Linked DNA regions of Mus musculus: all the other regions are linked to region 2. The links are chromatin loops, found by intact Hi-C in ENCODE. Cell type or tissue: heart. All regions are shown on one strand. Each heading gives the region's core, and the rest is flanking DNA. Links, peaks and the distances in the headings are about the cores only. Region 1 overlaps Zcchc24 (zinc finger, CCHC domain containing 24). Region 2 has its middle 31 kb from the start of Zcchc24. Region 3 overlaps Zcchc24 (zinc finger, CCHC domain containing 24). Region 4 has its middle 6.3 kb from the start of Ppifos.

Evidence for each region. Hi-C counts contacts between places; a loop is a spot of excess contacts. Peaks named below come from ENCODE experiments on the same cell type or tissue, not always from the same donor. Only the 100,000 strongest peaks of a DNase experiment are listed, where the experiment ranks them.
Region 1: it touches region 2 in a loop (3-fold over the local background); 8 of 42 quality-filtered maps call a loop at or near these places.
Region 3: it touches region 2 in a loop (6-fold over the local background); 20 of 42 quality-filtered maps call a loop at or near these places.
Region 4: a loop joins it to region 2, with 4 times the contacts of the local background. A loop is called at or near these places in 18 of 42 quality-filtered maps.

Annotation. Positions count from the first base shown.
Region 1 is chr14:25,742,305-25,750,142 of GRCm38, forward strand. The region is part of intron 2 of Zcchc24 (zinc finger, CCHC domain containing 24); the gene reads right to left. Among named protein-coding and RNA genes, the nearest start is that of Zcchc24, 23 kb to the right of the region's middle. In heart, for the core only: a CTCF peak has its summit at 3,658 (motif pointing right); DNase peaks (open chromatin) are centred at 3,437, 3,657, 4,277, 5,427 and 1 weaker place; H3K27ac peaks cover 1,674 bases.
Region 2 is chr14:25,796,546-25,804,383 of GRCm38, forward strand. No RefSeq gene overlaps it. Among named protein-coding and RNA genes, the nearest start is that of Zcchc24, 31 kb to the left of the region's middle. In heart, for the core only: CTCF peaks have their summits at 1,833 (motif pointing right) and 3,829; a DNase peak (open chromatin) is centred at 3,776.
Region 3 is chr14:25,722,919-25,730,756 of GRCm38, forward strand. The region is part of intron 2 of Zcchc24 (zinc finger, CCHC domain containing 24); the gene reads right to left. Among named protein-coding and RNA genes, the nearest start is that of Ppifos, 26 kb to the left of the region's middle. In heart, for the core only: CTCF peaks have their summits at 2,295, 3,508 (motif pointing right) and 4,494; DNase peaks (open chromatin) are centred at 2,403, 2,973, 3,703 and 4,483; H3K27ac peaks cover 2,926 bases.
Region 4 is chr14:25,703,676-25,711,513 of GRCm38, forward strand. It overlaps 1700054O19Rik. Among named protein-coding and RNA genes, the nearest start is that of Ppifos, 6.3 kb to the left of the region's middle. In heart, for the core only: CTCF peaks have their summits at 4,098 (motif pointing right) and 5,034; DNase peaks (open chromatin) are centred at 3,816, 4,316, 5,006 and 5,406; H3K27ac peaks cover 1,530 bases.

The DNA.
Region 1 (7,838 bases), core at 1,732-5,731, 54 kb before region 2:
CCAAAAAGAAAAAGAAAGGAAGAGAGAGAGAGAGAGAGAGAGAGAGAGAGAGAGAGAGAGAGAGAGGAAGGAAGGAAGGAAGGAAGGAAGGAAGGAAGGAAGGAAGGAAGGAAGGAAGGAAGGAAGGAGAAAGGAAAGGAAAAGAAAAGAAAAGACCCTGTGGGATGGAGGGAGAAATCCCACAATTCTTCCATCTCTCCTGGGGGGGTGGGTGGGAAAAGGTCATCTGTCCCTGCCATGAGCTGTTTGTAGCCCCACAGAGAGGTGGCCAGTGCTCATCTAGTGGCTCACAACCTCTCATCCAGTGATGGCCAATGAAAACAGATCTTTTCATGGCCAAGAGACCCGGGTTCAAATGCCAATGCCACTGAGCAGCAGCAAGAGTATAGAGGAATGTCTGCCTCTCTCTGAGTCTTAGGTTGGCATCACCCTATCATCAATGAGGACAGAGACTGGCTCGTTGAAAGCAAATGCTTGGCACACACATGGTTGGAATTTCACTTAGAGTAGCCATCATCACAATTATGACTCCCACCACCTCCATCATCACCATCATCACCACCATCATCATTATCACTATTAGCATCCCTGCCATCACTACCACTGTTATTACCACCACCACCATCAATGGTAGTGCCAACCCCATCATTACCACTACCACCTCATCACTATATCAGCAGCAGCATGACCGTCACTACCATCATCATCGCCATCAGCATCTTCACATTACCAATGTGCCTAGTTTTCTGAAAAGCATAATTTCACTCCTAAAGTGGCTGTAAGGGTGGCCACCCAGTCTCGCTCAGCAAATACAAGCTCTCTCTCCAAGGCAGGCTTTGTGCCAAGATTGATAAGCTGGCAGGCACGTGGGCAGCCTCTGCCCCCTTCTCGGTGTGCCAGCTTTGTCCTTACAGGATCTTGACTAATCCTTGTGGCCATTCTGTCAGCCATACTCTGCTGTCCCTCCTCATGGAAGAAACCAGAGAGATGCAGGGGCATTTTTCAAGGTCACACAGAGTGAGGGACACAAGTGACATTCTGTGTCAGGCTTGACATTCTAGCATAGCTGAAGTGGGGATAGAGGGAGTATAGTGGGGCACCAGCCCTTAGGCTTGGAAATGGCCTAGGGTTAGAGAGAGCCCTCCTAGGCTTGGTGTAGTCTCTAGGCTATAGACGGTAAGTACACACTGCTGGAATGCTCTCTGTTACCTTAGAGGGACCGAAGGTCATTTGGGTCCTATAGTAACAAGATGGTTCCATACAAAAAGCCAGGCCTAGGCCGGGCTGACTGGAAAGGCCCATGCCATAACAGCTGGAAGACAGGCTACCACTCTTACTAAGCGATTCATCCCCTGCTAGGTCTCTGTTCTCCGTCTGGAATCGGGGTGTTTGTCAGCACAGAGACTGAAGGGTCTTTGCATGTGATAGCCCCTCATGCTATCTACTATGCCTAATCTGCTACTCTGGGCACCAAGAGCTCTGCTGTGAGATGTACCGATGCAAAACATAACCAAGAGATGCTTCCGGTGCCCGCACCGCTGTCCCTGCTGTGTGATGGGAGGTGCCTTTTCTCTCCTCTAGCTTTGACTCCTCCTGCGGCAGTGTTGGGGGTGGAGCCAGGAGTTCTACAGGGTCCTGCTCTCCCCAATTCACTGTCCCCCAAGGCAGGAAAGAATGGCCTGTGTCCAGGTTCATACAGCTCACTGTTTCACCTCAAGAAGACAAAGGCGGGGGCTGGAGCGATGGATCAGGGGTTAAGAGCACTGACTGCTCTTCTGAAGGTCCTGAGTTCAATTCCCAGCAACCACATGATGGCTCACAACCATCTGTAATGAGATCTGACTCCCTCTTCTGGAGTGTCTGAAGACAGCTACAGTGTACTTGCATATATAATAAATAAAATCTTAAAAAAAAAAGAAGACTAAGTCCAGACTCCTGGCTCCAGTAGCCATTGGTCTAGAGGGACTGGCGGACCATTGCAGAGTTGCTGAGTGTAGACTCTGCCAGAGCTAAGGCTACAACAGCACCATGTCTTAGACTCTAGAATGGGGACAGTAATGCACACTATGCTCAGGCAAGAGGCTTCCTCCCCAGAATGAGAGCCCCTGAGAACCCAGATACCCGTGTGAGGCTTAGAAAGCCGAACTCAGCTATGGACGGATCAGAGACCCTCAGATCTGAAACCACACAACCCAAACACACAACCCAAAGCCCACCAGCCAGAGCCACCTGGAAGGAAGCCTGTTTCCAAGTCACAAGCTCTATGGCCGCACGGACCAAGATTCTGGGATGAAGCACTGGCATGAGGAAGCAGGAGCCCTGGGACCTGAGGAGGACTTGGAGCTTGCTCACCTGCAGATGCTCCCACCAGGACACCATGCCATTTCACACTGGGTACCGTATTTTGCTCAGCTGTCCGTCACCATCATTTAATGAACATGCAGACAAGTCTATGTCCCAGCCAACACCTGCAGCACCCCCAAATAAACAGGACAAAACATCCCAGGCACCCCTAAGGGGAAGTCCCAGAGGGATGTGATTGGGTTCCACCCCTCTTTCCTGTTATAGGGAAACAGAGACTACAAGCAACTAGGCCAAGGACACACAGAAGTGTCTCCCAGTCTCCATATCAGGCTCAGGTCCCCTAAACCTTTCCTTGTACCCTCTTTAGACCCCTTTGGCTTTAGGGATTCAGTTGCCTCAGAGAGAGGGGGTGGGGGGGGGAGAGAGGGAGGGAGGGAGTGAGAAAGAGAGAGAGAGAGAGAGAGAGAGAGATCTTCTTCTAGGCTCCAAGACAGCCTTTGGCCCCACTTACGTGCAGTGCCTACCAAACAACCTCCAGGAGGGTCACCAGGGTCCTTAATGCCAGTCCTCACTCAGGAGGCCTGTTATAAAGAGAGGCTTTGAAAACAGCAGTTAAAATCCAGGACTTCTGCTGTGACAGTCTGGGCTTAGCTGTGAACTTAGACAAATGATGTGGCCTCTCTTGTCTAGAGCTCTAGGAATGTCCAGCCAACCTGTGAGGTGCACACACCCCAGAATAGCTTTGAATGCAGACCAACACAAAACCCCGTTAATTTACTTAATGTGAGTGTGTATGTGTGTTTATATTTACAACTCAGTTCCGTGCATGGTGTTCAGCATGGCGTTTGTACATGACAGTGTTACATCACAGTGATAAAGTGTCTCAGAGCAGGAGGCTGGACAGAGTCTGCTGTGGACTTCGCACTGCATTTCAGGGGATGGAGGCCCTCAGTGTCCTTCCTGGTGTGTTCCTGACCGATTAGAAAGTCCTGTCCTCTGTCTAACCCAAACACTCCAGCTGTGATTTGGCCCTTTTGCTGTGTCTGGTATAGATAGTGATTGCCTGGGCAGAAATAAACGCCCTTGGTTTGCTTAGAGGAAGCCGGAGCTTCCTGCACCCAGCTGAGGGTGCTCCCCAGCTCTGCCTGCTCTGCCCCAGCCCTGACAGGCCTTGCTGACTCCCCAGACAATCGGAGCAGCCTCACCAGGGCTGCCAGCTCTTTGCTCCATTTCACCCAATGCCTCTGGATCCTAAGCAGACGAGCAAGGTAGCTACTATAGCAAGGTGGGGATTCCTAGGCAAGGTCCCACCAGGCTGGAGAGGGAAGGCACATGCTGCTGACTCCACAAGGACAGTAGGGGTCACTGTGCTGAGGGACAGTGGCTCCTGAACTCTGGTGTGGACAGGAGTGACCCAGAAGGCTTGAGATCACATCCACCCTGCTGCCGCTTGAAACTGATCCCGTGCTAGGCAAGAGCTCTGCCACTGAGCCATACTGTCAACCCCAGCTTGCTTTTCTAAGTCTCTCAAAGCAGCAGCTGGCTCAAGGGCCACACTCCAGGCTAGCCTGCTGATATCCAGAACAGTCACTCCTTTTTAGGCCCTTCAATTTTGCTTATCTGGGTTTCCTTTCGTCTGTAACTTGTCAGCTCAGACGATTCTCACAGAAGCCCCAAGGGACGGGCTGGATGTGTGTCCATGGAACCATTATACAGAAGGGAAAACTGAGGCATGGCAAGGGCATGAGACTCATTCAGGGTCACCCAGTTGACTATCCTGCCTCTAAACTCCCTTGAAGCTGGTCAGAACCAGACACAGGGCAATGAGCAGCCCTACCTAGCAACCAACTTCCTGTCCTGTCTTCACCTCAGGTCTCCTCGCTCTCCAGCAGATTCTAGAGGACCTGCTGGCCTTCTGGAGCTTAAGCCAGTGAGAAGCTGAAGGGAACAGGAATCAGCCCAGCCATAAGGCCAGGTTCTCACAGGCATGGGACGGCTGGGGACGAGTCCCAAGAGAGGCCGGCTCAAGTTAGGATCTGAAGGGAGCGGGAGGGAAGCGGCTGAGTTAAGGCAATGGGGTGCAGTGTGAGGCAGGGCTTAGCAGCTGGGGAAACACTGAGTGTGTCCATGTGTGTATGCACCTGTATGTGTGTGTGTGTGTGTGCGCACGTGTGTATGCATGTGCATGTATATGTGTGTGCATATGTGTATGCACATGTCTGTGTGTGTGCATATTTATATGTGTGTGTGCATGAGTGTGTCCCCAAGAATATAGGCTCAACAGCCGTTGGAGACAATGGGAAGGCAAGAGGAGGGTCCAGTGTCGGTTATATCTCAGGAGTCTTGCTCTAGTCCCAGTCTCAGTTTACCAGCGAGGGTGGATAAGGCTCTGGGGCCAACGGCTTCAAGAGCAACAACAAAGCTTCTAAGAGCAGCTGCACACCAAGTGCTAGAGGAGGCCAAGTAAGGGAGAGGCAGTGTGGCCCACATACCCCACTGCACTCGGCAAGGCACTGGAACCCAGCCCCAGCCAAGGCTATGCAGTGGGCAAGCACAAAGCTAAAGGCTGCGTCCAGTTCGGGATAGCTCTTTGAGAACCCTGGGCCTTCAGCGCCAGCTCATCCTTGAACAGTCCCAAGATAAACACAAGCCATGTGACAAGAGCAAGCCCTTGCCTCTCTCCCTGTTCTGTACTGAATCACTCACAACCTCCCGTATGTGTCTGCCACCGCCATTAGCCACGCAGCCGCACAGCTAAGGGGTGGCCCCAGCCCGAGCCTAAGGTAAACCATTTGGTGAACCCTCCAGGCTCGATTACTGGATTTCTAAACCTCGAGAGAACAGCAGCTGTGTCAGACACCTTGTGATGGGGATGGTGCGCTGTGGCTTTGTTTCAGCACTCTGTTCTCCAGGCTTTGCAAGTTGCTCAAGGCTGAGGCATGAGCCTTCCTTCCCAGGCTCTGCCCTCATCCCCATCCCTCAGGGTCTAGGAGATGAAGCCCTCACTGGTCATGGAAACACTGGGAGCTCCTTCTTGTCCTGTATGATGCTTAAAAAGAGAACCACCAGCTGAGGATGTGAAACCGGGTCCACAGCTAGCTCCTTCCGGTCACGTGCCCTGCACCACACCCCTCTTTCTCCACACTCCCATGCTGCCTCTGCAGCTGTCCCCTCTTGTCTGTGCTAGGTAGGGTGAGGACCTGACAAGTCCGTCCCTCCATGGGAGCCAGCAGGAGCTGACAGCTGTGCTGCCCCGAGCCTTTCCCTGGAGTACCACCCTGGACAGAAGAGATTCCCTGAGCCCCTTTCAGAAAGTTCCTCGCGTGGTCCCAAGTTCTTGGGACTCTCCCCTGTTCCTCCCAAGCCCCCAAAGAAACAGCCTTGTCACCTAGCCCCCTATAGCCCATCCCTGAATTAGCCCCTTCCGTGGACAGAGGGTAAGAGGAGAGGCCCAGAGCCCTCTGGTGACCCCCACAGCTCTGAGGCACACTCCAGACTTTTGGGGCCACCCCAAACCAGTTTGTAAGAGCTGACCTGCAGCCTAAAAATAACAACACCCACTAACAGACTTCGTTCAAGTTCAGAGAGTGTGGGGGGAGCTTCAGATAAATAGCGGCTCCCAGCATGCTTTGGGGCAGGACTTTTCAGTGTCTTTACTAGAAATCGGAGGAAACAAGACCTGGAAAGACTGGCTCACTTTCCCAGAGGCTCACAGCTGGAAAGAGGCCACACTGGCATGGTATGAGGCAGCAGGGGAGGAGGGGGGATCCCAGAGAGGAGGGAGGAAGGGAAGGCCAGGATGAACATCAGTCCTGTCACCTCCCAACACCAGGACCCATGAGACTGGGCCAAGCAGCAGTCAAGGCTCCGAGCCATGTTCCTGAGAACATTCCCTAGGCTCCGGTGGCATTCCAAGTACTGTGCCAGGTGCTAGAGCAGGATAGCTCAGGTCCCCACAGGAGAGACACTCCCCTCTGCCACCTGCCACCTACCCCCAGCCCAGATTCCCTCCTGGGAATCACTGAATGGTGATTACCCCCTCTTCCTCCTCCTCCTGCTCCCCCCTCCTCCTTCCTCTTCTTCCTCCTTCCTCCCTTCCCTTCTTCTGGCCCCCCCTCCTCCCTACCTCCTCCCCGCCATAGATCTTTTCGTAGAGCGATCTTAGCTCAGGCTCTGTGGGAACGCCTCAGTTTCCCTACCAGCTCGCTAGTGCTCCTTTCTGCTTTCTATTGCTGTAATAAAATACCCGAGGTCCATACTTCCCAAAGGAAATGGGTTTGTGTAACACACAGTTTTGGCTAAAAGTCCTAACATCAAGTCCTTTGGAGCTCCTATGGAGAAGGCCACCAACACTAGGAAGACTAAGAGGACTAAGAGGAAGAAGCTTGCTTTCTCATGACAACCTAGCCAGGGTCCTGGAGGAGTTACCTCCTTTCCTTTCAATGACTTAGCCACCTCCCACGAGACCCCACCTCTTAAAGGCCCGTCCAGCGTTTCTCACTTTACCCGTCAACACTGTGAGAACCAAGCTTGCCACACATGAGCCCTCGAGACCGACTTGAGCTCACCCCAAGTCCAAGCTACAGCAGCTCTGGCATGCATGGAGGCTTTAAACATTTCAGCCTGAGAGCTTTCCCTTGTCTGTCCCTTCCTATGGGAGGCGCTCACACGCCTAGGGAAGGGCCAGCCTGGGGCCACTCAACAGGGCACCTCCCTTCAGCACTCCGTGCCTCTCAGCTTGGCGGCTGTAAGGAACTTCCAGACCTTAGCCTGAGTTCTTTGGGGGAAACCCCACAGATCCGTGGTCCCTCTCCATCTGTCCCCTGGGCAGTTCCACCCACTCAGACCCCAGAGAAGAACAAACCTGCTGAGAGGTCAGGTCTGGAATGAGAGGATTGCCAGCACAGGCTAGGGTCAGCTATGGACCTTCAGCTCTGCTTATCGCCTTTAAACACCCAAGCCCTCAGGGACTGGTGCCTCTGGCCTGTGGTAGGAGGCACAGGGCAGGCCAGGCAGGGTAGGCAGAAGGTCAATGACCTCCTAGCAAGACTCTGAAACTATTTACATCCTAAGATTTCAGCTGTTCTGGGATCTGAGTCTCTCTCTGCTCTATTTTCCTTTTTTCTTTTGCAATCTCCAAGAAACCGGAGCTGCCAGCTGGGTGGGGGTGACGGTTTTGCTCCGTCTGACATCTGGATCACATTAGCAGGCATGCTGACTCAGACCCGTGCTCCCCTGGGCTCCAGCCCTCAGCTGGACATGGAGGCACAGGTGACAATCCCCCACCGGACCTCCCCCAACACAAGGACCACTACTCATCAAGAAAGGATTGGGAGTGAGGGCGGTTCAAGGCTTGAAGGGCAGCTGCCACGCTGGGAAGAGGGGGGACCTAAAGAAAGGACACTGGGTCCTTGCACAGAAGTGCAAGGTCAAATTGCAGATGTGGAAAAGTAACCCAGACAGGTTAGGCAACTTATGCAGTGTTGCACAGCAGAGCAACATATAGAACAATGACTTGAACTTGGCCTTTTAGC
Region 2 (7,838 bases), core at 1,429-5,428:
ACAGATAGCAAAGGCCTGCTCTATCATTCATTCCTCACGATCTCTACCCCTGCGGGCGGACGGACGGACGGCTCTCACCAGCTCATTGTTTTTCTTTTCAGTTAGTTCTCGGAGGAAGAAGGTCAGGTTTCTCTCTGAAAGTCTTCCTCCAGCCCTGCTGACTCCAAGACATAAGTCTTCCAGCCATTTAATTCGATCCAGATGGAAGGCTCCACTTGGCTCTTGAACATGCCTTGGGGAGTGCTGAGATTTGCAGATAAGCCTTGGGATGAGGGAGGAAAGCAAGGGTGGCAGAGTCCACCGGGCAGGCCTGGGAGAGTCCCACAGGGACCTAATGGAGTAGCCTCCTCCACCGCTGTCAGGCCCGTGGCCAGGATTTGGTCCTCAGGCCACCAACCCGGCAGCTTAGCATCCTCGGAAGTGCACACACTCCAGCCATTCCCTGGCCACATGCTGCCAAATGCCTGATGGCCCGGGCTTGGGTGACCGCATGAAGACTTCTCTTTGAGGAGTTCAGTCTGGCAAATGAGACAGTAAGCTGGATAGACAGATGGACAACCGAATATTGATGATTCGGTGAGACCACAAATCAACATACATCAGAAGCAGGCACAGAGATCAGAGGGAGGATGAAGAGGGACATAGTCTCGGAGTAGTTGACTTCAGGCTACGTCATTAAAAAAAATATGTTGATCTTCTAAGACTTTAAAAAGAGCCAGTGGATATTTTAAAAATATCCTTTTCTGAGCCAGAGGGCACAGAAAGGATATTTCGGGGTTCAGAGATGTTTAACTATAGGAAACAAGTGAGTGTTTAAATACTGGATGGAACTTGGATAGTCATCAGTATAGAGAGTTACCATATTTAAGTGAAAATAATAATTTTAAGTGTAATGTGCTTGACATTTAATCAGGTCTTTTTGGTATAACTGAGTTCAAAATAGTCTTGAGGAATAAAAAATTATTTGGACTACATGAGATGGTAGACTGAGCATATACAGCTGTGAAGAAAACAGAGAAAAATGTTTTTACATAAATGGTGTTCTGCAATGTAAACCTTGCATAAATTTGTTCCTTAAGAAACTAGATGAGGGGCTAGTGAGATGGCTCAGCAGTTAAAAGCACCGACTATTCCCTTAAAGACATAACGATGATGTCCTGACCTTCAGACTCATCTTCTGCACAGAGGAGAGCCTCATTCTTCCTACTGTGGAGATGGCTGCCCTTCACCATCCAGATGACACTGCTTGAAGATAGTGCCTACAGCTGCCCAAAGGTTCCAGGTTCCAGGCCTTGTGTGTGTGTGTGTGTGTGTGTGTGTGTGTGTGTGTGTGTGTAGCCTGAGGAGGTTCCTCTGAGTTCTGCAGGCACCTGCACACACACACACATACACACACACACACACACATACACACACACACACACACACACACACACACACACACACACACACAGAGAGAGAGAGAGAGAGAGAGAGAGAGAGAGAGATAATAGCTTCCAAAAATATAAAATATCAGTCTTCATATAACACAAAATGCTTAGAGAAGTCCATAACTAGTGATCAGCCTTGCAGTGTGGTTGTAACATGGTACTGGTTGGACCTGTACCACAACAGGTGTACACATATCTTAATCCCCAGACCCTGGCCCAAGGTTGCAAGCTGGTATGGTAAAGTTTTTATTTGCTTATGCAGAATTTTTTTTTAATGATGACAATATAACAAACTTTGCAAGGTTAAATTTATTAGAAAGTCTTTCCTTTTTCGTAATTTTTAAAATAGAATTATTTATTTATTTTATGTATATGAGTACACTGTTGCTGTCTTCAGACACACCAGAAGAGGGCATCTGATCCCATTACAGGTGATTGTGAGCCACCCACCATGTGGTTGCCTGGAATTAAACTTAGGACCTCTGGAAGAGCAGTCAGTGCTCTTAACTGCTGAGCCATCTCCCCAGTCCCCTTTTTCATAATTTCTGTTGCTTTTACATGTTTTAATAGTTAAATAAAACCACGTATCATTACTTTTTGTCTTAAAATCATTTGACTCAATGATAGATGGCTCCCATTCAAAGGCTCCAAGAACTACACTTGGTGAAACCTGTAGCACAGATGATAGATATATAAGCACATTAGCAAGTAAAAGTTTTAAGATGTGGGCCAGTGGTAAGATTCGCTAGGTTGAGCACAGACCCCATGACCTGAATTTCATTCTTGGATTTCATGATGGAAGGAGAGAACCAACACCCAAAAGTTGCCCTCTGACCTCCATGAGCATGCTCACACTCACACACACACTTCACATTCACACGCACATATCACACACACAATAATAGTAATAATAATGATAAAAAGTGAACATTTTAAACCATTAAAATAAAAAGTTAGGATCCTATTGTGCACTTCATCTGGATCAGATATTCAGCACATTTACAGGCTAACTTGGTCTATTTTCTATTTCTATAAAGGAACAGCAAACAATTGAATTTATAAAGTATAACGATTTGTCTGGCTAGCATTTTGGAGTCTAGGGAATCCAGAGCACAGTACTGGAGTCTGCTGGGGTACTTGTGATGAGTCCCAGCATGGCAGAGTGCATTGTGGTGAGGCAGCTCCCGTGCCAGCTTCTGCACTCTTCATTTTGACATATAAACTTGAATGCCATCCCGAGGCCTCCCCCTCGTGAGCTTTCCTAATCCTCACTACTTGCTAAATGTTCCAACTCTAAAATGCCACGAACATGTGACTGAAGCTTGAGTTTCTGACACATGAACTTTCAAAGGACGCATCCTAACTCTTGGAACCACTGTGCCGGCTGGGGGCAAGTAGAAATCCAGGTAGCCTCTGACTCGCTCCAGCAGGCTTTGATTCCCACTAAGCCCTGAAGTTCACTCTGGGCCCAGGGCAGCGGCAAGCAAGCCTGTATTCTACTCTGCCCAAGACAGTGCTAATGGTGTGTGTGTGGGGGGGGGGGTACCTGCTGGGAATTGAGCTACAGAGTGCGTTGGATTCTTAGGAGTTAAGGTGAGCTCCTCTTGTTCCTTAGAGGACTTCTTTGGAGACCTGGGACTTTTGCTGCACACAGAACCGAGAGAGCCAAGAGAGCAGACACTGTAACTGAGATGCCCGGAACTAGAACATCAAAAATCACCGAAAGTGGCATATTAAGGAGGGCTGTCTGATGCTAGAGCCCCAAGAAGACCCATGTTAGATGGGCCACTGAGATCTGGAGCTGAGGGGCGCCAGAGCCTGATAATGGGGGGACCATGAGGTCAGACCTAGAGGTGGTCACTCCATTACATGAGATGTAAGGTGCTAACATGAGGAAATAGCCTTGCTTGTTAAATAATTTGGGGAAATGCTAGGTTAATTGTCTGGTGCAGGCTTCTTTACTGCAGGATCCTTAACGGGATGATGGGAGCCAGAGACAGCTAGAAATCACCTGCTTTCCCAAGTGACAGGCCTTTTATTTGCCGCACATATGAGAAAATGGGTGGAAAGGTACCGAGGACTGAGATCATGGACAACCTTGAATCTGGGATTGCCAGGCTATCCTTTCATGAGACACACAAGCTCTGAGTATTAAATACACGGATTTCTTTGCAAGAGCCCACACCCTGGGAGGTAAGGCATTCGGATGAGACAGTTCTAGGGAACAGAAGCGGAAGCCGCAGTTGCAACAGCACTTTTGGAAAGGAGCCTCCTGGAAGACGGAGAGAGTTGAGCTGAGAGCCCAGAACCCTGTCACCCCTTGCAGCACAAACGGACCTAGGGGAGAAGCTTGAAACCCTCATCAGCCCAGCGAGGCATCCCGGGCACAGTCGCTGGTCCTCCCCTACTGTCCAAAACCGGTACTGCAGACCAACCTCGGCGAGCTGCAGCGAGTTTGTGAGGAGTAAGTAGGCTAGGCTAGGCTTCCTTAAGTCCCGCCCTTCCTCTGTGCTTCTGTGCCCCCCCCCCCTTTTGGCCCACACCACATCTCTTGATGTCTCCCAAATGGACCATTCAAATTTATGGGAAGGGTCTGAGTATGGACAGTTTTATATCAGAAATTAAAGAGCCCACATTTGCAAGCAGAAAAGTCTGCCGAGTGACAAGAAACAGATAGTAGTGATGTGTTAGATAGGAGCGGAGCAGGGAAACCTCTCATCCGAATCTGCCACAGATATAGCAGTCGGCTGCACACAAAAAGCTCTTACATAAAGGCTCCATTTATATGGGGAAAAAAAAAAAACCACAGAGGTCTATGTTGGATCAGTGACTGTCAGGGAAGACCTGAAGATAAGATAAACAAGGTAGCTGCTTCGCAGGCGTCTAGACCATGGGAAGAGAAGAACATCTGGAGATAGGAGTGGATAAGAAATCAGAAGCTTCACAGAGAAGGTTCCAACCTCACCAACCCATGGGGCAGAAGTGCAGAAAAATTAGTGTTCTTGGCCAGAATGCAGTTTTTTCCTTGCCTTGCCCTGGCTGCTGACTATAATGTCTTAGGGATGTGAGATGCTGAAGAAAGGATGCAGTCAAGGATTCTGGGAGGGGCAAGGTCATGGGATCTGGGGTAGAAATAGAAACAACAAGAAACACAATGGATTTGGGGAGGATTTGCCAGGTGTAGAGGATGGTACGGGCATTTTTTAAAAATAGTATCTCATTTAGTCTCCACAGCAATCTACTGGATGTCTCATTCCCACATTGTGGAGAAGAGGTGAGAGCCAAGAGCTGGTAAATAGTCTGCACATAGCAATGGCCATTAAGAAAGAACAGGGGGCCTGGAGAGATGGCTCAGCAGTTAAGAGCACTGACTGGCCTTCCAGAGGTCCTGAGTTCAATTCGCAGCAACCACATGGTGGCTCACAACCATCTGTAATGGGTTCCGATGCCCTCTTCTGGTGTGTCTGAAGACAGCGATAGTGTACTTACATACATAAAATAAATAACAAATCTTTTAAAAAAAAAGAAAGAAAGAAAGAAAGAAAGAAAGAAAGAAAGAAAGAAAGAAAGAGAGAGAGAGAGAGAGGGAGGGAGGAAGGAAGGAAGGAAGGAAGGAAGGAAGGAAGGAAGGAAGGAAGAAAAGAAAGAAGGAAAGAAAAAAGAAAGAAAGAGGGAAGAATAGGGACTGGACATAACTACTTCTGGCTGTAAAGCCCTCATCCCAACTTCCGCTGACCATGAAGAACCTTCTAGTACTTTCCCGTGGTGCATCTACCAACTGCCGTTGACAGACGCTGCTTTCCGGGAAGATCATGCTGAAATGTGCCTCCCCCCACATCCTTTCCTGTTGCCCCTTTGGCTCTATGGTAGTCATTGTTGTTATCCATGAGACATTCCTGTCTGCTTCTGAGCAGTGGCAGGATAGGGTGCATGTATGCTTATGTTCAGCATCAAGTTAGATATTTCCCTGGCTGTGGTTTTGGTAAGTGGTAATATGGTCTGGGCACGATTGGGAGGTGGTGGGATCTTTAATAGGTGAGGCCAAGTTGGAAGTCCCATTGGCCTGAATGAAAATGCCCCCCGCCCCCCCCCACACACACACACACAGGGAGTGGTATTATTGGAGATGTGGCATTGTTGGGATGAGTGTGGCCTTCTTGGAGGAAGTGTATCACTAGGGTGGGCTTTGAGATCTCAGAAAATCAATGCAGGCCCAGTGTCATTCTCTCTTCTTGATGCCGGCCAATCCAGATGTAGAACACTCAGCTCCTTCTCCAGCACCACGTCTGCCTGTGTGCCACCATACTTCCCACCACGATGACAATGGACTAAGCTTCTGAAACTTTAAGCCAGTCCTAGTGAAACTTCCTTTATAAGAGTGGCTGTGGTCATGGTGTCTCTTCACAGCAATGAAAAACTTAACTAGGACAGGGTATGGCCTTGGAGAATATTGGGACCCTGGTCCTTTCTCCCAGCTAACATGGGATGAGTAGTATTCTCCTCTCCAACATACTTCTGCCATGGTACAACCTCAACATAGGCCCAAGCAATGATGCTAACCAACCACAGGCCAAAATAAAACTATTCTCTCAGTTATATCAGATGTTTTTCCAGTGAATAAAAGCTGGCTAATACACTGTGTGACTTCCTTTGGCCAGTAAAAACTAGGCTAAAGTTTTAAAAGCTAGTGTGCAGTTTTAGCTCTGCCAAAATATGGGGAGGACTGTCTGGATGAAGCTTGATTTGGCCTGAATCCATGAGCTAGCAGAATGCACAGCAGCCCCCTGCCCCCACCCTGTTCCCTGTGCTGACCTGTTTTGAATGAGTAGCAGGAACAGGAAACAAAGAGTTGTGGAAGCCAATGAAATGTGGGGATTGTTTGTTATTGTAGCAAAACTTAACCTATCCTGGCTGAACTGGGTCCCCATGCTGGTGAGTCTGTACTAGGCCATCAACAATCCGTCCTCCTCAAAGACTTCTCTAAGCCGAATTGCCTCTATTTTTCCAGCTGAGTTCTCTACTTGTGACCTTCTCAACTGATGCCAGATCCATGGGACAGATCATCCAGCCACCTTCACAAAGCCTCTTGTCTCAGCATGCCACCCAATGATGTAGTCAGGGTCACCAAAAGCTCTCAGTCAGCAAACAGGGCAACCTGCTACTGCCTTCTCATTCTTTGGGGTCCAAATGGGCTTCAAGATTCAGAAGTAGACTGCTTTTAACCTGGATTTTTATCCTGACACTTCCACTGGGTTACTCAAGGCAAGTTCCTTAACCCCTCTGAGCCAGTCTTCTAAGCTAAGGCAACAAGTGCTGGTAGCCTTGTGACAGTTTTGAGAATGAGGTAAGGGGCCCTCAGTGCCCCTGTGTCTGGTGAGCTACACAAGTGTTGTTGCTCTTCCTCTCCTCCTCATCCAAGTTCCTTGGGGCTCATAAGCAAGGGGAAGGGGGAGGGCCTTTCTGGACCGAGGCCAGACAGCTCCACTGCCATTGCTGGATTCTCTTAGTCTTAGGCTCTAAGACACAGCTGTCCCTTGGCTCCTTCACCTCCATGAACCTGGGAGATAGGGGAGCAGACTACAGATGTCCAGGGCACAGTGAAGGCTGCTGAGCTAATCCTGGGACTGCTGGGGAGGCTGGGCTAGGGCTCAGCAGGCTTTCTCCTGCCTGTGGCCGCCTGTGGCTGGGCTCAAATTTCCCAGGCCCCCAGCTCAGCTGTAGGCTTCCCCTCCCAACCCTTAACCCCCAACTCAACTTTCCTTTGTGCCCCCAACGGGAGTATCAGAGGCTGCAGGACAGGCCCAGGCAGGGGTCTGAGAAGAATCCAGAGGCTGTAGCCACTCAACCCAAGTCATTGTGAAGCCTGGGGTCTCAGATACCTGGGGTTCCGCAGGCCTTTCAGGCTTCAGGCCTCTCGGAATGCTACTCACTGGGTCAGAAACCTTGGGCCCAGCTTTACTTTGTGGCGTTCGGACAACTCCATGCTCCCTGAACTGGCTGTGCCTCCCAGGAAAGCTTCTACCCAGCATGGTGGGGCAAGACCTGGCTCTGGGGTGGGAGCCTCTTGGTGTAAGCAAAACTCCACCTGTAAGCTTTCTCAGATTCCCCTGGCCCACAGACTCCAAGTGTCCCTCTGGTCTGTCTCCTAAGGAACTGGCATCTGACTGTCCTTTCCTTGTTCCTAGCAGACTCCCACCCCAGAGGGGTGTGTGTGTGTATACATGCACACATGCATGCATGCATGTATGAGTGTGTTTGTCTGTGTGTGTATAAGTGTGTGCATGTGTGTATGAGTGTGTCTATACACACACATGCCCTTGTACTCATTACTGTGTCCTGAATACCAGTGACAGGAAAAACTTATTTTATTCTCTCCTTAACCACCTTGTTTCCCCACTTGACGAGTGA
Region 3 (7,838 bases), core at 1,481-5,480, 74 kb before region 2:
TAAAACCTTTTAAAAGAGTGCTCCGAGTATTAAAGGAGATGATACAGATAAGCCCCAAGAGCAGCATGTGGTACACAAGGTAAAATAGGGTTATTGGCACTACTATTTGCTAACCTGAAGTAGTACCAGTCCATAAGATAATCATTTCTATTACTTATGAGTGGTCAGTGGTTTGTTTGTTTTGTTTTTGTTTTTGTTTTCCCCAGAAGTCATGCACACCACTAGGTGGTATCTGACTAGAGTTCAGACAGAATAACAAAAGGGAGATTGGTGTGAACATCAAAACTTGGAAAGTAAGCACCACACAGTGCTGATTTTTGGGCCACCTGCTTGATGTCACTGTGACTTCAGGTTCACTATGAGCCCTGGGAAGACCCAAGAGGGAGCCATGTTGTAAGAGATGCACCCCACAGAGTCTGAGGTGTTCTATGCACTTTGGACAAGAGGGCGCCTCTGAGGCTGAGCTCTTTAGCTACCTGGTTTGCAGGTTTTCTGAGTCCTTCTGAGGCCACTTTCTCCACCAGCACCCAGCACCCAGAACCCAGTACCCAGTACCCTGGCTTTGAGCTGCCTGTATCCACAGCCCACTTGCTCTCTGTCATCCACAAACAAGGCACCGTGTGCCTGTGCTCTCCTGTGTCCGTTTCCAAAGGTGTCTGCCAACGCTGTTGAGGGGTTGATGGGGCTGGGGAAGTGGCTTCATTGATAAAATGTCTGCCCTGTAAGCGTGCAGACCTGAATCTGACCAGGAACCCACGTAAGTTAGTCTGGTGTGGTTAGGCAGAGCCTAACCTGGAAGTGCTTGTTCTTTGGCGTACTTGGTGAAGCTCCAGTGGAATTAAAAACCCGTCTCAAAAGAAAGACAGATAGCACTTGGGTTGTCCTCTGACTTCCATATTCACATGCATACCACATATGCATGCATGCAGTTATACATACATGTGTGCAAGCACACACACACACACACACACACCTACAAATAAGTAGGTGTCTCACCACTGGTAGCTTTGAGATTTTCCTTAGCTGGTGGAGGAAGAGGGCCTGTCCCCAGCAGGCTGGCTCTGGCATCTGGTTCTGCATATCTAGTCTTGCTCAGAGAGCCCTCAAGACCTGAGGCTTATCTACCATATCTAGGCCAAAGGGCAGAAGTGGGTATCAATTCATCCTAGCACATCTGAGCAAGACATGGCATCCTAGTCAGGATTTGAAATAAACTGTGAACTTTGGTCTCAGGGTGTCTGATTCAGAGTTAGAAGCACCACAAAAGTAATGAGGTGTAGATTGTAACCAAAGAGAGAAACAGGCAGATGGATAGGAAATGAAAGGAGCTGAGCCACAGCTCAAAGTTTTAACATGGTCTTTGTGGAGCCGTCTGACAGGTACCCAGGGCTGGGATGCCTGGCTTCCGATAGGCCCAGATGTGCCATATCACTGACGGGCCAGATGCTGGCAGCTCCCTGATGCCTTTGTCCCATAGGACAAGCTCAGATCCTGGACTCCAGGGTCAGATTCCTAAATCACAAGCCGGCTGGACCTGTTGCTACCTGGTCACCTACAAGCCCTTTGGTATCTCTGCCTGTTTCTGCATCTGGGCACCAGATGCTGATCAAGGGCCCGAGCTGCAGACCTGATACCCTTGCAGGTGCTCAGCTCAGACCAGGCACATGCAACACACTCTCGATCAGTGACCATTGGTGTTTAAGGCAGAGGGAGGGGCTGAGGCCTGGGAAAAATCCAAAGAATATTTTAGAAATGAGATGACAGCCTGGCAGCCGGTGTAGTCCTCTATCCCAAGGATTGCACATAGGGAGACTAGCAAGCCATCGAAGAAAGAGGAGTGAGGTGTCTTCATCTTCTGGAATATTCTTCCATAAGGACCCTCAAAAACTCAAAAAGAAGGCTGCAGAAGCTTGGACACATGCCAACAGAGGACAAGGAAGGAGAGACAAGACCAAGCATGTGTCCTGGGCTTTGTTCTCAGGGTTTACAGCCTGTCGAGCCTCCCACTACAGAAAACTATAGGACAGCTGATGAAACTGAAGATTCAGGGTAAGAGCAGGAGGCCCAAGAACATCCACATACTGAAAGCAAGGCTCAGGAGGCTCTTCCTCCTGCTGTGGCTTGGCAGAGATATCATGGTGTGTGTGTGTGTGTGTGTGTGTGTGTGTGTGTGTGTGTGTGCGCGCGCGCGCGCGCGCAAAGCAAGCAGGTATTCCTGTGCCCTCCTGCAGGGGCAGAGGTGGCGTACAGGGCAAGTTTCAGAAGCAGTGGAGAGAGGGACACAGGCCAGCAGGCGGGCAGCTTCAAGGAGGCACTTCCTGGAAGGCTCTGTCCTGACATTGTTTATACTGACCAGTGAGGGCAGGGCCCAGAGCCCAGAGAGAAGGCAGTTTAACAAACTGCCTCCCCTGGCCTCCTCCCTGCAGAGGCCTGGACTCTTCTCATAAATGTCAACAGACAGCTCTGCAGGGGTTACCACTTAGCCAAGCAGGCTGCCAGGCCCCAGCAGGCTTTCCTGACCTTGGCTGCCTACTCCCTTTATCCCACCCACACGGGGGAATACATCTGCCAAGAGCTCAGGCATGGCTCTGTGGCTCCCAGGAGCTACCCCCCCCCGCCCCCCCCACCCCACCCCACCCCACCCTCGGTATCACAAACGGGTCCTAGGTACCATAGAAGCCAGGAGATTTGACAGATAGCCCAGGAGGGATGCAGGACAGAGCTGGGGAAGGAAGGCCTTTCCAGCCTTAAGACTGTGTCTGGAACAGTAGCAGAAAGGCAGCCCGAGAGGCAGGAGGCCACACTGGTGTGTGATGGGCAGAGCTGGAAAGGAAGAGAGAGGAGGGGAAGGAGCTTCCACCTCGGAATATTCACCCATCAGAATGAGGTTGTCTTAGCCTTCCATCAGAAGGACTGGGAGGTAGTGAGTCCCTCCATCCCTCAGGCAATGCAAGCAGAGCTGGGAAAACAACCATCAGGAAGCTTGCCAAGGGGACCTTTGCCCTGGTCAGGAAGTCGAGCCTGGTAACTCTGAGGGCTAGGGAAGGCCCCTGAGGCAGATTATGAAGAGAAAGCCACAGTCAGATGCTGACGGGAGCAGAGGCTGGTCAGGTGTCTCCTGATCCATTACTAATAGTCATCTTAAAAAATGGCCTTATGATCAGAAATACAGACCCAAAGCATTTGCAATGATCTCACTGCCACAGGATTTGGGGCAATGAAGACCTGGGAATGGGACAACCCCCAGTGTACTTTTTAAAGTTATAGTGAGTATTGCTAGATGTTTGGGAAAGTGCTTGAGGGAAGGGAGGGTAAGGGATGGCACACTGTGAAAAGGGAAAACACATGAGAAACAGACCAAGGGAACACGCTAGGCTTCAGAATCTGCCTGCAGGGCATGGGTCTGCAGATGCATTCGTTTCTGCTCAGACTCTGCCCTAATAAATGCATGCTCTCCGCACCAAGCAAGCGCAACTTGAAGGAAAGCAATGGCGATTACCCGCCCTGCCCACCAGGGGGCGCCTGGAAGGCAGTGGGACCCCTTTGGAATCAAAGGTGACTTCTTTCACATTAGTCCCTACTGTTATCCCTGCAGGTGTGGACAGTGGAGAGGGCACTGGGCCACTCTGGCTGCTGGTTCTGTTGGACCATGATCTGCAGAGCTACGTCATCCAGGCAGGAAGTCATCCTTGTCTGAGACCCCTATCTGAAGTCCCTACAGAGTGAGTCATTCTTGAGTAAGCTTGGTCCCCTCACGGTCCCTTCTTTGCAGAGATGTCAGCCACAATAGCCACTGGTGCCTCGGGTGGAGCATGACAAAGCTGCTGTTCGCAGGAACAGGCAGCAGGGTGGGATGCCTATTCTGAATTTGGGCTGGATACTTTTCTGAATAATAGCCGAGGGCCTCACCTCCAGCTGCCTAGGGTTGATGAATCCAGCCTTGAAGATGGGCGCAGTGTCTGAAGGCTACGCCGACCAAATGGTTGGATCTAGCTGTCTGCCAGGACTTTCTGAACTTCTGTGGGATGTGCCAGAACAGCACAGAGAACCCATCATGCCCGGGTGGTGAGAAACAGGAAGTGGTTACTACTGTCACAGGTCTCTCTAGGCCTCAGTTTCCCTGTTTCCGGAATAGCGTAGGTAGACTCTGGGCAGGGTCACTCACCTCCCTGGACGTCCATCATTTCAGCCTCATGCAGCCCCTTGGATAGCCTCCTCATGAAACCCCGAGTTGGTTCCATGCACCCAGATGAGACACTCTAGCCAGAGCCAGAGGGACAGGGAGAGGAAATTAAGAACAGATGGGCTTCCAGCCAGCCCTGGCCTGCACTGTCTGTGTGCTCTCATGCAGACTGGCTGCTGAGGTGGCCCTGGCCTTGGGGGTACCAGCCATGGGTCTTGGGATCCGACATGGACTTCCTATGGTCAAGCTAAAGAGGCAAGAGGGCTGACCACAAACTCACCCAGCCAGGGTTCTGTAAGGCTCGATGGCTTTCCCTGGAGGCCAGGACTTGTCACTGCGAGCCCTTCCTCTTTCGCTCCCTCCTGCCTCTCCTGAGCCCTTCAGTTCCAAGTAAAGAAGCGCTGGGAAACAGATGTGATGTTAGGCTCTTTCAGGCCCTTCTCGGAGCCTGTTTCTTTGTCTGCCCAGTGAGAGGGATTGGGGCTCTGGAAGAGACCCTAACCGTCAGTGAGCATTACCACGAGCCAGTAATTCCTAGCTTGCCCCTCCACAGCCCCTTTCTGCTGCAAGAAAGCAAATAGTTGTCATGGGCGGCCCAGGCACCTGCACAGGGCCCCGCTCCTGAGAAACCAAGACTTGAACCCTACTCACTGACTCCAGTGTGACCCTTTCCACCCAGTGCCTGGCCTTTCCCCGAAATGGCCGAGAAAACAAGAGTACAATCATGTAGTGGCTATTCCTGGTTGTCAACTTGACAATATTTGGAATGAACTACAATTCGGAATTGGAAGGCTCACCAGTGACCCTTATCTGGAGGCTTGGAGATCCTTATCTGGATCTTGGTTTGAAGATCTTAAGCCATAGTGGCTATGGATTCCAGAAGATTGAATCTCCGAGTTTAAGGAACACACCTTTAATCTGGGCTACGCCTTTCATCTGGGATTAAAGGTGTGGTGGGACACACCTTTAATCTGGGCTACACCTTCTGCTGGAGACAATATAAGGACATTGGAAGAAGGGAGTCTAGCTCGAGCTCTTGCTCCTTCGCCTGCTTGCTGCGTGAGACTGAGTAACTGCTAGATCCTTGGACTTCCATTCACAGCTGCGACTGAACAATTGTTGGGAATTGGGCTGCCGACTGTAAGTCATCAATAAATTCCTTTATTATCTAGAGACTATCCATAAGTTCTGTGACTCTAGAGAACCCTGACTAATACAGAAGTTGGTACCAGGAGTGGTTCTAGAGTAACAGAAGTACAAGGATGAATCTTTTAAAATTCTGGAATTGGCTTGTTGATCCACCAGCACTTTCAACTATTGAAACCTCTCCAGATTCTCTCCCTCCTGGGAGCTCAGAGAATTTTGAAGACCCATGGTTGAAACTATATTCCGAACTTAAAGAAGCTAATGCCCTTGATTTTCTTAATGAATTAGGTGATTCAGTGCACAAAGCTTTCTACAAGATGGGGAAAAAATCGAAAAATGATTTTACTGGCTGGCTGCTCTTAGTATCTGTGGAAAAAATGATGAATGAAAGGAAGGAGTTGTGTGATAAAATCGAAAGGCTCCAGACACAAGTAAACGATCTAAAAGTTGCTAAGTGTGTCCTTGAGGAGAATCTTCTCTCTTGTAGCAATAGAGCTCAAGTTGCAGAAAATCAAACAGAAACTCTCATTGTAAGGTTGGCTGAACTACAGCGAAAATTCAAGTCTCAGCCTCAGAGTGTGTCGACAGTTAAAGTAAGGGCTCTAATTGGCAAAGAATGGGATCCTACAACATGGGATGGGGATGTGTGGGAAGACCATGTTGAAGCTGAGAATTTTGAATCCTCAGATTCTCAAGGGTTTGCCCCACCTGAGGAAGTAGTACCCTCAGCCCCACCTCTTGAAATAATGCCTTCCCCACATGAGGAAATTAATTTTGCAGAGTCTGCTCACGGCCCACCAATAGTTTCTTCTAGACCTGTAACCAGACTCAAAGCAAAACAGGCTCCTAGAGGGGAGGTAGAAAGTATAGTCCATGAGGAAATTCGCTACACTACTAAGGAGCTTAATGAGTTTGCTAATTCATTCAAGCAGAAACCTGGTGAATATGTGTGGGAATGGATTTTAAGGGTGTGGGATAAGGGTGGAAGGAACATAAAACTAGAGCAGGCTGAGTTTATTGACATGGGTCCTCTGAGTAGAGATTCTAGGTTTAATACGGAAGCTCGCATAGTTAAAAAAGGTGTCAAAAGTTTGTTTGAATGGTTGGCTGAGGTGTTTATCAAAAGATGGCCTACTGGAAATGACTTGGAGATGCCTGATATTCCATGGCTTAGTGTTAATGAAGGGATTTTAAGACTTAGGGAAATTGCAATGCTAGAGTGGATATATTGTGTAAAGCATAATTGTCCACAATGGGAAGGTCCAGAAGATATGCCTTTCACCAGCTCTATAAGACGCAAATTGGTGAGAGGGGCACCAGCACATTTGAAGGGTTTTGTTCTTTCCCTTTTTCCTTGTGCCAGATCTTAGCATTGGAGATGCTTCTGCTCAATTAGATGAATTAAATTCACTGGGTTTAGTTGGATCCCGAGGTAACAAGGGCCAGGTGGCAGCATTGAATCGCCGGAGACAAGGTGATCCTAGTTATTATAATGGACAGCGTAGACAAAAGAATGTTTATAATAACATACCCAGTAATGGTCAGCACAGGAGAGGTGAAATTTATAATGGCATGACTCGCTTGGACCTTTGGTACTGGCTAATCAATCATGGTGTTTCCAGGAATGAAATACATAGGAAGCCTACTGCATATTTGTTTGATCTGTATAAGCAGAAAAATTCTCAAACAAATGAAAGAAAGGCTACATTAGATCGTGGTAAACAGCAATCTCGGCCAGTGAATCAATTTCCAGACTTGAGACAGTTTGCAGATCCGGAACCCCTTGAATGAAGGGGTGGCCAGGTTCCTCTGAGGAAGGATCTTGATAAGACACTCAAAGGTTTTGCTGTTACCCTTTCTCCAGTTCTTCCCCAGAGGGACCTACGGCCTTTTACAAGGGTAACTGTACACTGGGGAAAAGGAAATAATCAGACTTTTCGGGGTCTGCTGGATACTGGTTCTGAGTTGACACTGATCCCAGGGGATCCCAAGAAACATTGTGGCCCTCCAGTTAAAGTAGGGGCTTATGGAGGGCAGGTGATTAATGGAGTTTTGACTGATGTCCGACTCACAGTAGGTCCAGTAGGTCCCCGGACACATCCTGTGGTGATTTCCCCAGTTCCAGAATGTATAATTGGGATAGATATACTCAGAAATTGGCAGAATTCTCATATTGGTTCCCTGAACTGTAGAGTGAGGGCTATTATGGTTGGAAAGGCCAAATGGAAGCCTTTAGAGTTGCCTCTGCCAAAGAAAATAGTGAATCAAAAACAGTATCGTATTCCTGGAGGAATTGCAGAAATTACTGCCACTATCAAGGACTTGAAAGATGCAGGGGTGGTGGTTCCCACCACATCTCCATTTAACTCTCCTATCTGGCCAGTGCAGAAAACAGATGGATCATGGAGAATGACAGTTGATTACCGAAAACTAAATCAGGTAGTAACTCCAATTGCAGCTGCTGTACCAGATGTAGTTTCCTTACTTGAGCAAATTAACACATCTCCTG
Region 4 (7,838 bases), core at 1,654-5,653, 93 kb before region 2:
ACATAGCCCAGCTGGAGCCTACTGAGTACAAAACCAACTGTGTTTTAATTCAGGAATGCTAGGCTGGTTTAACATCAGAAAGATCAATGAATATAACAGTGTAACTTCATGTACACACACTATTAGGATAAGACCCCAAAGTTACAGGGCTTTGAAGGGGACAGAAGAAACATTTACAAAACACAGAGGCATAGTATCAAGTTGCCCTCTAAATACTTATCCTTACACCCATGGGCAAGGGCGAGCCTCAGCCCTCATCAGCGAAGCCTCTTTGCGCAGTCATAAAGGATGTCAGTTAATTGAGACTCACAACTGGCCAGAGTACAGAGAACAGATGGCGCTGGACTGTGCGTCCTTAAATGGTGCATCTGTATTTCACTGTCTCCCCACTAGGCTCAAGGAACATGTGGAAGATGAAACAGAAGGATTAGAGGGGCCAGAGGTGTGTGTATTGGAATATGGTGTCTTTTTGAGATAAAAATGGTGAGGTGAGGGCTGGCGAGGGGGCTCTACAGGTAAAGCCTTGCCACCAAGCCTGATGACTTAACTCTGGTCCATAAGACCTATGTGATGGGGGCTGGTGAGATGGCTCAGTGGGTAAGAGCACCCAACTGCTCTTCTGAAGGTCCGAAGTTCAAATCCCAGCAACTACATGGTGGCTCACAACCATCCGTAATGAGATCTGACTCCCTCTTCTGGAGTGTCTGAAGACAACTACAGTGTACTTACATATAATAAAAATAAATAAATCTTTAAAAAAAAAAGACCTATGTGATGGAAGAACTGACTCCAGCAGTCGTCTTTGACCTTCAGGCATGTGTTGTATGACATCTGTGTGCTTATAACACACATACACAACAGATAAATGTTTTTAAAGAGATATAACTGGCCATTAAGCACCTGAGGAGACACTGCAAATCATTAGTCATCAGAGAAATGCAGATGAAGACTACCACGGGCTACTTCACACCCGCTGGGATGTGTAATATAAAAAGTCAGATAGTACCAAGTGTTTGTAAGGATGTGGACGCAGTTCCTCGGATGGTTAGACAGAGTCACCATTTACCCAAGGGGAATGAAAACATGTATGCATACAAAAAGTTGTATGGCGCCGGGCGTTGGTGGCACATGCCTTTAATCCCAGCACTCAGGAGGCAGAGGCAGGCGAATTTCTGAGTTCGAGGCCAGCCTGGTCTACAGAGTGAGTTCCAGGACAGCCAGGGCTACACAGAGAAATCCTGTCTCGAAAAACCAAAAAAAAAAAAAAAAGTTGTATGGCTGTTTAAGCATGTTACTAATTCTGAGTAAAAGTTCAGGACAAAAATGTCCTACAGTTCAGCTGTACCACTTAGGAAAGATTGTCATAGCTGGGCTTATTGACACCCCATTATAGGAGGAGGGGGCAGAGGAGACATGGGACCTTTTTCTGACTATCCAGCTGCTTTCCCTATCCAGCTGGTTGTGTGCAGCTCTACTCTAATTGTACATGGCTTTGGGTCTCAGGAAAGAACTGGGGTATAGGCTGTCGAGGACTAGAAGGGGACCTCCATCTCTGAAGCCACAGGAAAACCATCAGTGTTGACAAAGACCTTTCAGTGTGGCTGCTTTGGGTCACCCTGGCTCCTGTCCATAATTTCTCTGCCGTAGAAATGGGTTGGTTCCACCAGGAGGTCTTTGGTGGAATCAAAATCTGGTTTGTCATGGGGGTTACAGAAGGAGAGGAGAGGAGAGGGGAGGAGAGGGGAGGGGGAGGGGAGGGGAGGGGAGTGGAGGGGAGGAGAGGAGAGGGGAGGGGAGTGGAGGGGAGGAGAGGAGAGGGGAGGAGAGGAGAGAAGGTGTTATTTAGTTATTCCCTGGGTAAACATTCTTACAACAGCCTATGGGTGTGTGAGTATCTTTGGAAGCCAAAAGAGGGGTGTCAGGTGCCCAAGAGCCAGAGTTGCTGGCAGTTTTGAGCCAGCAGATGTGGGTGTTGGGAACTGAGTTCAGGTTCTCTGCAAGCGCAACAAACACCTGCTGAGGCATGGCTCCAGTCCCTGTGAGGAGCGTTCCTTACACAATGTTGAAAACACTTGGCTCTGGGCATGATTACACATGACCATGACCACATTAACAACCATTTGATGTGTGAATTGTATGGAATGTGAACTGTTTCCTACTAGAAATATGTCTTAGCAGGGTCTTCTAATTCTTTTAGTATGGGAGATGCTTCCTCTGGGATTCTTCTGTCCTTCTGGACAGAATATTTGGTCTACTTATGGGCTCTCTCTCTCTCTCTCTCTCTCTCTCTCTCTTTCTCTCTCTCTCTGTGTGTGTGTTGTGTGTGTGTGTGTGTGTGTGTGTGTGTGTGTGTGTCAGTGTCCTTTTTCAAAGTGTCTGACCCACATAAGCTTATCATGGTATTTAAAAACAAAGATTTATGTGCTGGCGGGGATGCGTGTACGTGCGGACACTACATGTGTGAAAGTGCCTGCAGATGCGAGATTCCCAGGAACTAAAGTTACCAAACAGTTGTAAGTTGCCTGATATGGGTGCTGGGAAATGAACCTGGGTCCTCCCTCTGTAAGGGCAGCAAGAGCCTCTAACTGCTGAGCCATCTCTCCAGCCTAGTTATGGTATTTTTACACAAAGCAATCAGTTCTCCTCAGGCACAGGTGGGTGAGGGAGGGACCGGAACTTGAGGGTTGGGTTGGTTGTTGGATCCATGCACATGTTCCCATTCCAAACTTTAGGGTCCCATCCTTTATGTTCTTTCGCAGGAAATTCTTGACAAGACTGTAAATTCAAACAACAACAAGGGTGCAGCCACCTCCACAATTATGGGTTTGTCTCATGTGTGGGAAGCCGCCCTCACATTTGCCATTACAAGATGGCGCTGACAGCTGTGTTCTAAGTGGTAAACATAATCTGCACACGTGCAGGGGCAATTTTCCCGCCATGTGTTCTGCCTTTCTCGTGATGACAACTGGGCCAATGGGCTGCAGCCAATCAGGAAGTAATACGTCCTAGGCGGAGGATAATTCTCCTTAAAAGGGACGGGGTTTTGCCATTCTTTTTCTCTCTCTTGTTCTTGCTTTTTCTCTCTCTTGCTTTCTTGTTCTTTTTCTCTCTCTTGCTTTCTTGTTCTTGTTCTTTTTCTCTCTCTTGCTTTCTTGTTCTTGTTCCTTTTCTCTCTCTTGCTCTCTGGCTCTCTGGCTCCTGAAAATGTAAGCAATAAAGCTTTGCCGCAGAAGATTCCGGTTTGTTGCGTTCTTCCTGGCCGGTCGCGAGAACGCGTGTAAGAGTTGGTGCTGAGACCCGGGACGGGACGAGAAGACCCGGGACGAGAAGACCTGGGACGAGAAGACCTGGGACAAGAAGACCTGGGACAAGAAAACCTGGGACGGTTACCATCACTCATGTTTAGTGCAGTCAGCCCAGTGTGTGCGAGCGTCTTTTCCTGTCACAGAAGATTTTGCGCCCTCAGTCTATAGCTCGTACTGAGAACTGAAGGGCATACAAGTTTCATTTTCTTTTGGTAATCAATCAAGCATCCTCAAAAGAGCTCACTCATCACTGTCCTTTTGGTCATCCTTACTGTCATATGGTCAAGTGTCACAGACAGCTGGTCTCTCAAGGTACATTCTTATCACCTAGGTGTCATCCTAGGATACCATGATTAATTGTGATGTCACTGCCTGCTGTGGAGTGCTAGTATGCCATTTCTCACTGGCAGGCACTCCAGCTATTCCTTCAAGTCCAAATGCATAACCGCACTCCGGAATCCTGATACCACTCCTGGTACAAGCTGGGACCCAGCAGGAAACGGAAACAGCGCAATTGTTTGGACAAGGAAGGCAGTATCTGAGGGGACAAGAGGGTGGCAAAGGGTCTCTCCCCAGGGCCTTCTGCTGACAGAGTACCCATCAAAGGAACACTGCTATTGGCTAGACAAGTGAGAGAGATCTGTTTGCTGAGGCAGGTGATGATGAAGATAATGAGGTTACAAAAGGGAGGGTCAGGTACAACCTGAGAGCACTTACACGCACATTCGTACATTTCCATAAGGAAAAGGAGGAAATCTCTTACAGATTAAATTCGCCTGCCTGCAGGAAATGGCAGCTCTCAGATTCAGCCACCAGAGGACAGCAAAAGACCAGCTAGTTAGTACAAAAGGGGAAACACACACACACACACACACACACACCCCTCAACTCCCAAAGCACAGGAAATTCTGGGCTGGCATGTGTGTGGTGGAAGAGCAAGGAACATAGTTTGAAGTCTCTATGACATGCTGGGCTTTGCTAAAACCCAACAGGGAATCAGGCAGAGAGAATGGAATTAACAGGGTGTGTGCCTGGCAAAGAGAGAGGAACAACCCATGGGCCAAAGAAAGCTGACAGGTCCCAGGTTCGTTCTTCCCTGAGCAAGGCAGGAAGATGGCCTGCCAGTGGACAGGACAAGTGAAGGGTCATGGGGTCAGAACAGGGTGCATGGAGCCTGGGAAAGGCCAGTGGAATTCCGGGCTGCCTGGGAAGGAGCCCTGAGTTCTGTGGGTTTTCCTGGAGCAACCCTGAGAGGTTGTAGAAAGGGGCTTTTCGAGTCCCTCGGCCTCTTGGAACCTTAGCTTCCTCTAGGTGACTACTTCCTCTTACCCCCCGACCCCCACGAGTTACTTCAAGGAGCAAAAGAGATGATGTGTATGAAGTAGGAAGTCTGGTATCTGGCACACCTCACTCCCTGCCCCTCTGCCACCCTGGACCCATTTGGCCCGGCTTCCCTTGGAGTTCACCTCTGACCCAGGAGTGGGCACAGAGATGGAGAGGACAGCACACCCAACCTGTTACCAGAGAGTCACTGCCGTCTGTTTACCAGTCTCTCTTCAGAGCTCCCTACCCCCAAATACCAAGGCCATGAGTTGTCTAATTTGGGCCAGGACACTCCAGTATCCAGTAGATGTGACCGTGACCGAAGTGACATCACAGAAAACAGGATTCCTTCAACTGTGGAGGAAACTTGTGGCTGTGCCTGGGCTCAGGGCCCAGGGCTGGCTCTTGTCCCCATCTCAGATCTCCCTCTGCTGATGAGGGACTTAAGGCCTGTGGGCCCACAGGAAGTTCATTTCCCTTATGCTCTGAAGCTCCGTCACTCCTGTGAGAAAGCACTGGTCAAGGGGGGAAGGGTAAAGCTTTCCTGGACATCCTGGGGGCTAGACCCCACCCTCATCGAGCCCCACCACCACCAGAGAAGTGTACCATCCCACCCCCCACCCCCAAGGGCTCTCAGACTGCTGCAGGCAGCTAGCTGGCCTGCTGTGTGAGTTTTGTGTGTTTGTGCATACAAGTGGGGGAGGGGTGGGAGTGAGGGTAGGGCAGGGGAGCCAAGACCTCTAACACCTCCCCTGGGACTCCAGCATCTGGATAGATGAGGGAGGTAGTATGAAGGGGCCCTGAGCCCAGGACAGGCTGTTCCTAGCTCTGGCCAGAGCTGTGAGGGAACATTCAGCAGGCTTAACTCCCTGAGAGGCAAGCCCACCCTCCCTCAGCCATCGCCCTTCTCCACCTCAGCTGCTCCTCTACCTGCCAGGGGGCCAGGCGCAAGCACCTTGGTTAGCCAGGGTCTGTTTGGATGCCCAACCTTGGTACTTTCAGGCCATAGAGAACTGGGGTCAGGACACCTGGACACCAGTGGGGCCTGGCTGCTCATCTTACAGTGGATCTAACTCAATATCAGGGGGCCAAGCCTGGCCCCAAAGAAGATGGTAACTGAGACCCCAGCACAGTTGTAGGTATCCGGACCCTCCAGCCTCAGTTGCTCCGCTGGCCCCATTGGCATATTTCCCTCCACTTCAGCTCCCCTTAGGACTAGTAGAAGGATTTGTGAGACTAGAAAGCCCAGAGAGCTGCCAGAGTCTGGGAGGGAGGGGACAACTTGAGGATCAAATCCTGCCTCTGCCACAAGCCCAGTTGGTGACATCAGGAACTTTCTGGGTACCCTAGCTTGTTCCTGAAGCTGGGCTGGCTTCTCACATCCCTCCAAAATCTCTTCTTTAGTGGCTGCTGCTCTCTTCTAGGCCCCTTAGTGGCTATTGCCTCTGTAACGGAAAGCCTTCCTGTCCAGGGAAATTATTGATTTCCACGGATTGGGGAAGTGTCAAAATCCAGCCTGTGTTTGCTTTGAGTTTGGTTTTGTGTGTGTGTGTTGGGTGTGTGTGTGTGTGTGTCTTAAAGCACCAAAGTGCGCGCGCGCGCACACACACACACACACACACACACACACACACACACACATTGGGGCTTGATGGGGGACATGTTGGGAGAAGGCTGAGCCAGACAACTGAAAGCCAACATGGAAGCTTCAGGCTGGGCTCCGAGTGAGCAGATAGCACAGGGGCCCTGGGTTCAAGGCTTACTCCTCTTCCCACTCCATCAGGCAATTGTTCCCACTCCTGAGCTAAGTGTTGCTGGCTAAGCTGCAGACAGTGGGACCAAGAGGTCATCTCCCCTGGGCCTGCCTTACTGCCAGGCAGCTGCTGGGACTCATGTTCACTGGTCTCCTTTATCTGGATAGTACGCTGAGGGAGTGGCGCCTCAGAGAGATGGATGAAGTGGGGGAGGCACGGCTGGCCTAGAAGGCAGCCCTGCAGAGGACAGGGAGCTCTCAGGCAACTAGTAGTTGAGGTCCCAGCAGTTGGCAAGTGACCAACTATGGAGCTGCACACACAAGTCACCCTGTCCTTTGCTTACTCTGCTCTGTGGGGTCCCCTTCACTCACCTGCCTGGCCAAACTGATACTGACTATCCAAGCAGACCGCAGCCTGCCTGACATTTACACACCCGATGATAAGTGGAAATTCTCTTTATGTTACTCTGAAGAAGAGGGCTCCGTGGCTTCCAGGGTTCACCCTACAACCCAAATCAGATACGGGTCTTGCTTCTGGAGTTAGTCGTCTGTGTTTTTTGCTGTCCTGTCCCCTTGTCCCCTCTGGTTTTCTCAGCTCTGTCTGGAGGCCACAGTCTGGAGGCAGGAGCTCACCCACACACATGCACTTTGACCTGTTTAAATTTAGCAATCTGGATATTAAAACTCAGAATTGGGATTTCCCATTTTCTTCCCCATCCCCTGCCCACCAGGCAGCAGTAGTCTCACATGGTGGGTTGGCTCCAGCCAGGGACTGGATGCTCCCGAAGCGGTGCTGGAGGCCCCTCCTCACTAACCCCTCACAGACGGTACCAATACTCAGTCCATCTGTCAACACCTCCCTACCCCTGCTGCCAGGGCCATAAGGGGACTCCTCAAACCAAGTGATGCTCAAGGGGCACAGTGCACCCAGGGGATCTTTAAGAACCCAAGGACACATTCAGACCAATGTATTAGCATTGCTGTCTCTGGAGGTGACGGGTGAGCCACAAGGCTGAGGGGAAGTACTGGTCCTTCATCAAGAGGCTTCATGGACAGGTTGCTTCTCGTGTGTTCCTTTGCCCTACAGATGCCAGCTGGTGACAGCCCTATGCAGTCCCTCCTTTGCTCAAAAGAACTCCCTATTCCCTCTCCTCTGGAGCCTTCCATGTGTTTGCACGTGATAGCCAGGATCTCGCTCGGACCCTAATCCTGGCTCACAGTCAAGCACGTGCCTCCACACCGGAGCCCGGGGCTGCAGTCTGAGGCTGAGTTACTCCTATATATGGTTACCCAGGAGTGAGTCCCATCTGAGCTAATGTGTGACTTAATCTGCTGACAATCTCACCCAGTTGGGGCCCCACTTGGCGAGAACCCTCACTCTGGAAGGAGTGTCCACATGAGGAGGGCAAAGGGGCTGGGAGGAGGCAGGTCATTGGTGGAAACAGGGCAGAGACAAT